2 separate regions of the Homo sapiens genome follow, and region 1 is linked to region 2. Evidence: chromatin loops called from intact Hi-C (ENCODE). Cell type or tissue: CD4-positive, alpha-beta T cell. All regions are shown on one strand. Links, peaks and the distances in the headings refer to the core of each region. The heading gives the core; the rest is flanking DNA.

Region 1 (5,379 bases), core at 182-5,181, 130 kb before region 2:
ATGAAGAGTATGCTACCTCATCTCAGACTCCCGGTCCTTTCAGACCAGCTGCCTGGCATAAACCTGAAAATTCCTGCCCTCCAGATGGCAGAGACCAAGAGAGTGTACCCCCACATGGTCGCAAGGTCAAGCTCCCAAGGACATAAAACAAGAGGGAACCCTCATCTGGTTTTGGTTTAAGGGACCCACAGTAAAGTTTGTAGCTGACCATTCTGAAGAGCCAGATCAAACAGCAGTCTTTTAGGGTCCCAGGACCATGTTCTATCCTATTGTACCCTTCTTCATGACAGAACAACACAGAAAGACAAACTCATAGCACAAAGTACCACAGATTTGCTGCAGCCTAAGGCACATCTTACAAATCCTTTTTCCTGTTTATCAAAACAAAATTTGCAGAGGAGACAAACAGTGATTTTTACCATTCACTCAACGAGTTTGCCCAGAGAGAGAGAGAGGCCAGACACCTAGATGGTAAGAAATTCTTACCCTTTTACCAACTTGCCAGGTTTCTGGGTTTCCTCTCTCTGCATGGCTTCCAGAAGAATAGATTGGCTTTTAATGGCACCGTAGCTGCAGCAGCCAAGCTGCATTATGAAAGAAAATCATCCTTTTCTGTTTTATGGAACCATAGGCAAAACCTCTCAGTTTTGTGAGATGGAGTCCAACAGACTGCATGAGGCAACCGAATTAACACTTCTCATTCTGATAGGAGCAAAATACACACAACAAAACACAGACACTAGTCACCATGTTTATCACCCAAGTATCCACCTGGCAAGGCTCAAACTTGCCCCTGTTGGCCCCTGTCATCTTTGATCCACTCAAAATTGGGTTGGGATGACCTCCAACCAGGAGCTTCAATGGGTGGTCTCCAGGAAGATGGAAGAGTAGACAGTCACCTTGAGGGCCCACTGAATGTGACTGTCCAGACAAACTAGGGGAGGCTGCTGGACTTCCATCAGTAATTCCTTCAGGGAATCCTCTCCATACGTACAAACACGAACAATGAGGTAAAGACAAACAGAAAGGCCTTCCAAACCAAGATTCTAAACCAGTTTCCAGACCAGAAGAGTATTCTTCCAAACTAACCTCCTATTCTCCATCTAATGGGGAGAAATCTCCCCAAACCAAGACTCTTTCTACTATTTAGGGAGAGGCAGCAGAGATCCCTGAAGGCACAGAATCAATATTCCCAAAAGAGCCAAAGCAATTGGGAGAAGGAAGTGTTGGTTGCACTTAGAATACTCACCAGATCAGTTTAAAGACGTCTTTCAAGGAATCATTTCTCCATGCAATTAGTCCTAAGCATTATGGGTTGACAGTGCCCCATGGTCAGGGGCAGCACCAGGGATGGCCATCAGTTCCAAAGAAAAATAAGTGGCCACCAGAACTCACCTCCAGGTCCGTCATACTGGTGCAGGGCTGACAACCTGTGGGCAGGCACCTAAAATGGCAGATCTTGGATGAGTCCCTGAATTTGTAATTGCCCAGTGGTTTTTCCTGCCTGCTGCACAGACAAAGCCAATTCATTGAGACCATAGCGTTGCAGTGAAGAAAGAATTTAACTGATGCAAGGCTGGCCAGCCACACAGGAGGTGGAGTTTTTACTCAAATCAGCCTCCTACCCATGGAGGTTAGGGTTTTCAAGGATAGTTTAGTGGGCGGGGGACTAGGGAATGGGTGCTGCTGATTGGTTGGGGATGCCATCATGATGGTGTGGAAATGATTCTTGTGCACTGAGATGACTCAGGCCACAGGACCAGTTGAGTCATGAGTTGCAGGTCTGGGTGGAGTCAGCCAATCATCAGAAATGCAAAAGTCTGAAAAGATATCACAAAAGACCAACCTTAGGTTCCACAATAGTGATGTTATTCACCAGATTAATTGAGGAAGTTACAAAGCTTGTGATCTGCAGAACTATGGCTGGTTATCATTTAACTATGCCTACATCTTAGCAGAATTCAGATTTCTCTCATAATCCTAACTTTGTGGACTTTTATTAATTTTACAAAGGTGGTTTAGTTTTGGAAGGGCTATTAGCATCCTTGCTTTAAGATTAAACTATAAACTAAATTTGTCCAAAAGTTAGCTTTGTCGACACCCAGGAATTACCAAGGACATATTAGAGGTTAGAAGCAACCATGCCAGATTTCTCTCACTGTCATTATTTTGCAAAGGCAGTTTCACTTTTCATCCCCAGTCTCCAGATAGCACCTTTCTTGACAATCACCTACCTTTCCTGTCTATAATCCCCTCAGGATCTCACCTCCTTCCTATCAAAGAACAAAGGGCAAGCAGCAGATAGAGACTCCAGCTCACTATTTGACTATTCTGGTGACCTTACAACAGTCACCAATCCCATAGTCCCAGCTTTCAAAGGTGGTATTATTAACAGCACCCACAGGTATGCCATCATCATTATGTTAAGAGATGATTCTTCAGAGCTCTTAACATGGAAAATGTGGAAAGGGAGAGGATGACTATTAGCTGCTTGTTAGGCAGATTTATGGTTTGAATTTACATGCATCAGGTGTACATTAAGCTTAAATCTTGTCCAAAGAGTCCAACTCAATCAGTGAAAAATAAGGAAAAGAATTATTTTTCTCCACTATCATTAATAGAAAAATCCAGGTTCTTCCGCATGCAAAGGGAAGAAAAGACAGTAAAAAAGTGTGAGACAGAGCAAAGTCAGAGATCTCCATTTCAAAGGGCACTTTGACCTGTACACCTTGAGGTTTCCCATCCACTTTACAGGATTCAATTCATTTTGCCACTCCCTTTGCTCCTCCGTGAATTTCCCTCAGCACAGGTGGTTTCATGAAAGCCAACCAAGAAAAGGTGTGGAAAGGAAAAACCCGAAGACACAGTGCTTCCTCGACCCCTTGATCAGCTCCACCTTCCCATATGGAGCCTCTTTGCAGGGTCAGTCACAGTAGTCAAGAATCCTGATTTTCCTGACTTTTGCTCATCTCTAAGATTGTCTATAACCTTTGCCAAACAGTATTTAGGACAACTGTAGACACCTTTAAGGTCAACCTGTTCCTCAATGTCACTTTTTTTTTTTTTTACATTCTAAACCAATCTAGAGAGAAAACCACATATTGATAGTAAAGAAAAGAAGGTTAAAATATATTCTCAGGAAATTGCAGTATCTGCATATCAAATAACACTGTAAAAGTATTGCTAGCTTGTCCTGAAACAAGGAGTTACCTGACTACTAAAGATAAGAAGTATCACCCCAATGGCACCATAGAAAAAATTAGTTCCGTTATCTCTCCCATCTCCTGCAGACCCTCCCAAATGGTCCCCTTCATGAGTCCAAACCCAAGCTCAATGGTGTGGACAACCACTTACTCAGCAGACATCCAGCAGCCCCACAAGAACAGTTTTAGGAGATGATGAGGAAAACAACCCCTAACATTTGCACTTTGTGCCCCAACACCAGTGAAGACCACCCCTCCCCCACACTACCACTGCCCCACTTCCCCACAGCCTGAACTTACAGGCCATTTCTCTGCTTTCCCTGAAGATACCTGCACTAGGAGTTTGGAGGCTCACATTTAAAACTTAATCTCAACATTTTAGCTAGAAGCTCCATAAAATGAAGTAAATCCACACATACAGGCAATGAAAATGATGGCACAGAAATGTCACTTACCAAATGACACTTGCATATGAGTGGAAAGGCTTGGATCCAAAGTCATAGGTCTAACCCTGACCACTTAGAGAATGTGACTTTGGGCCAGCCACTTAACATCTCTGAATCCATTTCCCTGAGTTAAAATGAGGTTATGTAAACAGCAGTGTTCTATACACTTAAGCATCAGGCAAATTAAAGAGATTTTTATAAAAATAGGCCAGTTAAAGAACCAGGTCATTGGGCCTATATCTCCATATAATATATGAGCACTGTTTGTCATTTCCATCTAACTGCTTGAGACATTCTTCACTTAATCCATGTCTCCATCTTTCCATTCAATTGCTTCCACATAGTAGGTGCAGCCCTTTGGACCAAACCACTGGAGCATTTTGATGTTGTCTATAACTTCTGTATACACAGGCATATATAGTGGCCTTCAAAGGGAAGGAAAGAGAATGATTACTTTTTTAGATAAAACAATGTAAAATATGCAAAGTTATGATAAGCTACACACTCTCTGAAGACACCAACAACCTTAAGAGATACCCTGAGAGCTCAATTAATCTTTTTTCAAGCCCGGTTCCATCCGCACTATATTAACATGTTAAAACCCCTCACAAGCACCTTTTTTGTGAGAGAGCAAGTGTCATTCTGTCCCCTGAGCTGGCTGTAAATTCCTACCATTTCTGCTTCCCCAGTTAAAGACCTCTTTAAAGGAAGAAGACAATTTTCTACAGAGACGCTGAAAACATGCATCTGGGCTCAGACTGGCCAACCCTGGTTGTGGGGATGCTGGGGGATGGAGAAAAAAAGACTGCTGATGAGCAGAATCTCAGCCCTTGGCCCAGAAGAGTAAGCGGCCTGAGGCACCCCCACTGCCTGGGGCCTAGACCAAATCTCCCAGAAAGAGGTTTGGAAGCACCCCCAGCAGTAGAGGAGAGCTCTTTCTATCTACTGGCAGACAAAGCCCGGCTCAAGGCCCTGGCTTAAGCTTGGACAGAGCGTGCAGTCTGGAGCAGTAGGAGGTAGATGTAGGTTAATACCTTGATGCTCACACTGACCTCTGGTTTTACTTTAATCTTTCCATTTTTAATGGCAAAAAGGTTTTAGGTATCTGAGCAATCTCAGTCTGGCATGTTTGCTAACTGTGATAACAAAGTGCAAATGAATTTAGAGAAGCGAAGTTCCAGGAGATGGAAAACCAGGCAGGAAGCTGAGGAAAGATTTCAGGAAAGAGGCAAATTGAGTGCCTGAGCCAAAGGAAGTGCAGAGGGATTGCCCCAAAGTGAAATATCAGTGCTAAATCTTCAACAAGATTAGGAAACAGAGACCAACGAGGACTCCCAAGGAAGCCTCCTGAGAGTTCACAAGAATATGTCACTTTCCTAATGTTTTGTTCATATGTTAGCTCCTAAAAAATTACAAAATGATGTGCAACAGTTTTAATGTTGGAGTCATACAATTTTAATGAAATCAAGACTCACATATATGAAAAATATGGAAGTTACTACTGATCCCAATGATTATTTCCATTAATAAGAAAATATCTTGAAAGGAAAAATGGTAGTGATTTTTAAATAAATCTTTTGAACTAATAGGAATTTATAGTTACTAAGAATTAATACCACTAGTAATTTAATTTGAATATTTTTAATATACATATGGATTATACTACAAGAATGTTCACAGTAGCCTTATTTTTTAAATTTATTTATTTATATTTTTAATTAACAAATAAG
Region 2 (5,379 bases), core at 113-5,112:
CATTCACATTATCCCAATAGATAGATTTTGTGAAATAAAAGTGTATTCATTTTTCTTTAACATCATTAAAATATTAATTTAAATTTCAATTCTTCTCTACTCATTGTTAAAAGCTGACACAAGTATACTGGATGAACTCTATTTCAGCTCTATTCTTACAAAGTAAGAGGCACGTGAAAACCAAAGTAAAAAGGACTCTGTTTTCCACTTGTGCCTGTTTCAGAAAAGTCAGCATTTAAAACAGTTGTCTGGAAAATCCAGTCCTGAAACCAGGAAGGTATCTCTCTCTGAGTCTAGTTTAGTATCAAGACAGGCCCTACGAGCAGAAAATAAGTTAAAAATTCAAAAAAAAAAAAAAACAAATCAATTTGCCATCTTTTTACTGGTAGATATTTTTTATGACATTCAGCAATTTAAACTAGTCTCTGTAAGTCAACATCTACTCAAGTTACGGTCTAAAATCTTAAGTGTCTGTGCTCAGAGCTAGTTGAATTCTTCTCAACAGAGAAAGTGAATTCCCCACTCCTCAGTTCTCCCTTCCCAAAATGGGCCACTTAATTGAGTCCTTTGGAGACATCACAGTGCAAGAAACTCCCCAAAGAAAAAAATGCCCAAGGACTTGAAAAGAGAAAGAATTTCACACTTGCTAGCCCAGCATAACCACCCACCCTTGAATGTCAGTAAATGAAGAAGCCAAAAATGGCTCTTTAACAGACATCCCCAGGGAGGGTAAGGTTGTGTCTGCAGCCAGAAATGTTGCTTCCTTTGGTCTAAGTCAGTAATATTCAGATCACAGCTCTCCAGCTGCAAGCAGATCTGTTCAGATGCAAACTGTGGCTGGTGAAGCCCCCACTCCCTTTCTCTTCTGAAATATGTTTCACCTCTTTTTCCAGGGTAGGACCAAGTGATGCTTTCATTCAATGGTAATTATAAATATGACTCTTGGCACATTTAACTGTAAGAGTCATTGCTATGAGACCAGATTTAGCTACTCTAATATAAGAATGACTTTCACTCTCATCTTATCCGGGCCTCTTAGCAAACCAGAACCTAAGCTAGTTATTGGACCACTGGCCATGATGGGATGAGGGAATGAAATGTCTTACTCCCTTCCTATCCTGTTCATACCAGCTTCCCCACAGAATGAGATTTTTTTAAGAAGGGAATAATCTCACACGAGCTACTATAAACCAGGTAGCTCAGGACTTTCTGGTCATCTGCACTGACACTGTCCCAGCTGAGATTCAGAATAGTTAAGTAACGTGTCAGAGGTCACTCAGCAATAAATACCAAAGCCATGGCTCCAACCCGATTCTGTTGTGCTCCAAAGTGCATGACCTTTCCACCATGTTGTGCTGCCTGACGGTTTTCTTAAGATTCTCAGGGACTATGGCAGTTAAGGTAGCATGAACTACTATAACAAAAAGCCCAAAACTATATAACAGCTCAAACAGGATAGAAGTTTGTTTCTTGTACACATGAAGTCTGAAATGAATATTCCTAATAGGAAGCCTCTTAAGTAGTGATTTGGGACCCAGGCTCCTTTTTCCACCCTGTGGCTCTGCCGTGTCAAATCAGGGCTTTCATGGTGGTCGTACCCATCTTCATCAAGAAGGTGGGAGGGGAAGGGCATGGTGGGCCATTTGCAGATTGTTCCTTCATGGAAACCACACACATCATTTCTGCCCACATCCCTTTGTCTGGAAGTCAATCTCATGGGCTCTACCTTTTGAGAAACGTACTTCATCCATGTGCCTGAGAAAAAGAGGAACATGGTTTGGTGAAAAGCAAATCAATCGTTGTCACAGGAGCTAAAGAATTCAGTATTTGACAAAAATTAGCCGGGCATGGTGGCACACGCCTGCAGTCCCAGCTACTTGGGAGACTGAGGCAGGAGAATCAGTTGAACCTGGGAGGTGGAGGTTGCAGTGAGCCGAGATTGTGCCATTGCACTCCAGCCTGGGTGACAGACTGAGACTGCATCTCAAAAAAAAAAAAAAAAAAAGAATTCAGTGTTTGATTGAATTTGACTAAAGAACACACATCTCAACAAAAGCTGTGGCATAAATTATTTGTGTTTTAAATGAAAATATATGGAGTTGTGTATATTAACTAAAATTAAGATTTGAAAACATTCTTAAGCCAGGCCCTATGATCAGTAAGTGTTTTAAATATTCAAAAGAAGATACAAATTAATATTCAAAAGGAGATACAGTCTTTCTATTAGTGCAGGAGGCCCCAACCCTCAGGCCACAGATGGGTACTGGTCTGTGGTTTGTTAGGAACCAGGCCGCACAGCAGGAAGTGAGCGGCAGATGAGCGAGCATTACCGCCTGAGCTCTGCCTCCTGTCAGATCAGCAGCAGTATTAGATTCTCATAGAAGTATGAACCCTATTGTGAACTGTGCATGTGAGGGAGCTAGCTTCCATGCTCCTTATGAGAATCTAATGCCTGATGATCTGAGGTGAAACAGTTTCATCCTGAAACCATCCCCCTCACCCTCCCCTCGGTTCATGGAAAAAATTGTCTTCCATGAAACCAGTCCCTGGTGCCAAAATGGTTGGGGACCACTGTATTAGTGGATATGTTTTGACATGTAGCAATATAGTCAACCTCTAAAAGTCAACAACTACTAAAGATGGAGTCCTTACAACAACTACTAAAGGCTAGGCATGGTGGCTCATGCCTGTAATCCCAGCACTTTGGGAGGCCAAGGTGGGTGGATCACAAAGTCAGGAGTTCGAGACCAGCCTGGCCAACATGGTGAAACCCCATCTCTACTAAAAATACAAAAATTAGCCGGGCGCAATGGCAGGTGCCTGTAATCCCAGCTACTCAGGAGGCTAAGGCAAGAGAATTGCTTGAACCTTGGGAAAGGAGGTTGTGGTGAGCTGAGATCATGCCACTGCACTCCAGCCTGGGCAACAGAGTGAGACTCTGTCTCAAAAACAAACAAACAAAAAAAACCAACTACTAAAGCTATGAAAGGGTCAGGCTCCCCTCAGCATTGTACCATCAATAAGAAGCTGAGGCTGACCCTGAAAATCACCTTGCAGCTTAGATAGACCTTGTTGTTTCAACAGAAGAGATGTGCATCCCTGAACCCACAAAACCAAAAGCTTGCTCTGTGGACAAGGTAAACTCTGGTTCTTTAATGTTACTGGCAGCAAAGTACACAACTAACCAAGTAACCCTTGGCCATCCTTAGAGCATAAATAGCTGAGATGTTATCTACATCTGCCCACACCCATTTCGCCAATGATGACTTCTCCCTTGATACCCTCTTCAGCAGCAAGAGAGGGAAAAAGTTCAAATGATGACAGTGGCAATGGCCTAAGCACGTTTCTCCAGGCATGAGCTGGGCAGTGACCAAGAAAGAGCAAACTGCATCCCCTCCATCCCTGAGCCACTGTGACCTGTTCACCAGCTCTGTTCAAACTATCCAGGTACATACAGCAGTATTTGGAAACTGAAGCTCTGAGCACTCTGAAAAATTAACTGCACTAGCTGTTTGCATTCTCAAATACACTTTGAGCAGATAAAAGTGAGTTGCCTGAAGCAGGAAAACATTGACTTTCTTTTTCTGGTTTGCTAGATATGGTTCAAGAAAATGTCTCTTCTCCTCTGTTAGCAGTCCTTCCTCTCCTCACCCTTAGTTTAGCTTTCTTCTTGACCTGCAGGAAATCAGAAGGAGGTGAACCAGAACTTAGCATAGAGCCTGCATATGTTAAGTGCTTGTTTCGATTCCACACATGTGTATTCAGCACCATATATACAGGGCAATGTATGCAGTATTGGGACCACAACGTGGTCCTACTGTCAAGGAGACCCTGCTGTTTCTGAGAAAGCCAAGATGTGTATTCTTTTCCTGCATATTGCAGAAAGTCAGAAACTGTTTGCTGCATCAATGAATAAACGACCAGGCCCTGTAGTGGAATTGTACCATAAGGAGAGGCCCCCAGCCTTTTCTAAAAGTAAAGAGCAGATTAATTTTGCTTGGTTGTTGACCTATTTCCTTTAGTATAATAGGTAGATTGACTATAGTAGGGCGATGGATAGATTCCCTTAAAGAGTGAAGTTTTCATTTAGCACCCCCATCCAGTCAAAATTGCTCTTGAATGAATTCCTGATTTTCTTGAAAGAAAGAAAAATCCTACACAGAAGCAAGTTAGAATAGAATTCAGGATAAATAAGAAGACCCCCAAGGTCAGCATTTCCCAAAGAGTGTTCCAGGGAACATGGGTACCAAGGTGTTCTATGAAAGAAAAATTCAGTTGCCTAGTTAGTTTGGGAAGCAATGCATATTCTATTTCCCTTTTAGAAAGTCACAAAGCAAATTGATATATTCAAAATTCTGGAAAGACCCACAGTAAAGAATCCTTATAACTGTGTAACCTAGTTTTCTCCAAATATACTGGAACACAGAAAACTTTTTTGTACATAATACTTACCAACATTTCTTTAACGTGTATACCATGAAGTCAACTTTGGCAAAAAGTCTCCTCAATCCATAAGGCCTGTGCCCACCTGGCATACAGGTGTGAAAGAGGTAGCTGGGGCTGAGAGAACTCCACAGAGCCTTTATGAAAGGCGGTGAGGGACTGCAGAGACCCCGTGAAGACAAGAGAGCAGAAACCAAAGATGAGCTTGGAGTGAGACTCGCTGGACGCACACAGCGGCACAAAAGGGACAGCCTGATGACCTCTGACAGCTGGCACCTATAGGTTAATCCTGTTTCAGATTTTGGCTTCTCAGGGTTTCACCTCCCTCAGTTTGCCAATGTTATTCATATCATTGACATGTTTTTCAGAAGATTTGCCATCCCAAGAAGGAAGTCACAGAAATTTAAAATACAAATAAATTGTGAAGAACCCAGCCCATAGTGTGCGAACGGAAAGTGAAGCCGCGCTGTGATGGGTGGATGGAACTTTAAGCCAGCTGTTGTTCTATCTTGCCCATAGCTCTGGAACAGGCAGCAAGTAATTTAACTCCATGGACCTCATTTATCACACTGGGAAAGGTGGGGGAAGCACATGAGCTCCAATGAGGCCAGGAGCCGAGCTGAGCACCGCACAGAAATTCTCCTAGTTACTCCTTACAACTCATTGGTTGTGTGTCAGCTCACAAAAACATGAAGACTCTGCGGCTCAGAACGCCACAGCTCCACCCCTACCCCAAGGCCACCCAAAAATTAAGAGCAGAAATGTAAGCCTATGTCTGTCCAACTCTGAAACTCCTAACCCCTAAGGCTGGAGTGCCACAGCACCATCTTGGTTCACTGCAACCTCCACCTCCTGCGTTCAAGCGATTGTCCTGCCTCAACCTCCCAAGTAGCTGGGAGTACAGGAATGCACCACCACACCCGGCTAATTTTTGTA

The links. Hi-C counts contacts between places; a loop is a spot of excess contacts. Peaks named below come from ENCODE experiments on the same cell type or tissue, not always from the same donor. Only the 100,000 strongest peaks of a DNase experiment are listed, where the experiment ranks them.
Region 1: it touches region 2 in a loop (1.9-fold over the local background); 5 of 110 quality-filtered maps call a loop at or near these places.

What each region holds. Positions count from the first base shown.
Region 1 is chr13:40,305,316-40,310,694 of GRCh38, forward strand. No RefSeq gene overlaps it. Among named protein-coding and RNA genes, the nearest start is that of LINC00548, 88 kb to the left of the region's middle. In CD4-positive, alpha-beta T cell, for the core only: no CTCF peak of the experiment used is centred there; no DNase peak of the experiment used is centred there.
Region 2 is chr13:40,431,490-40,436,868 of GRCh38, forward strand. The region is part of intron 6 of LINC00598 (long intergenic non-protein coding RNA 598); the gene reads right to left. Among named protein-coding and RNA genes, the nearest start is that of LINC00598, 47 kb to the right of the region's middle. In CD4-positive, alpha-beta T cell, for the core only: no CTCF peak of the experiment used is centred there; a DNase peak (open chromatin) is centred at 2,292.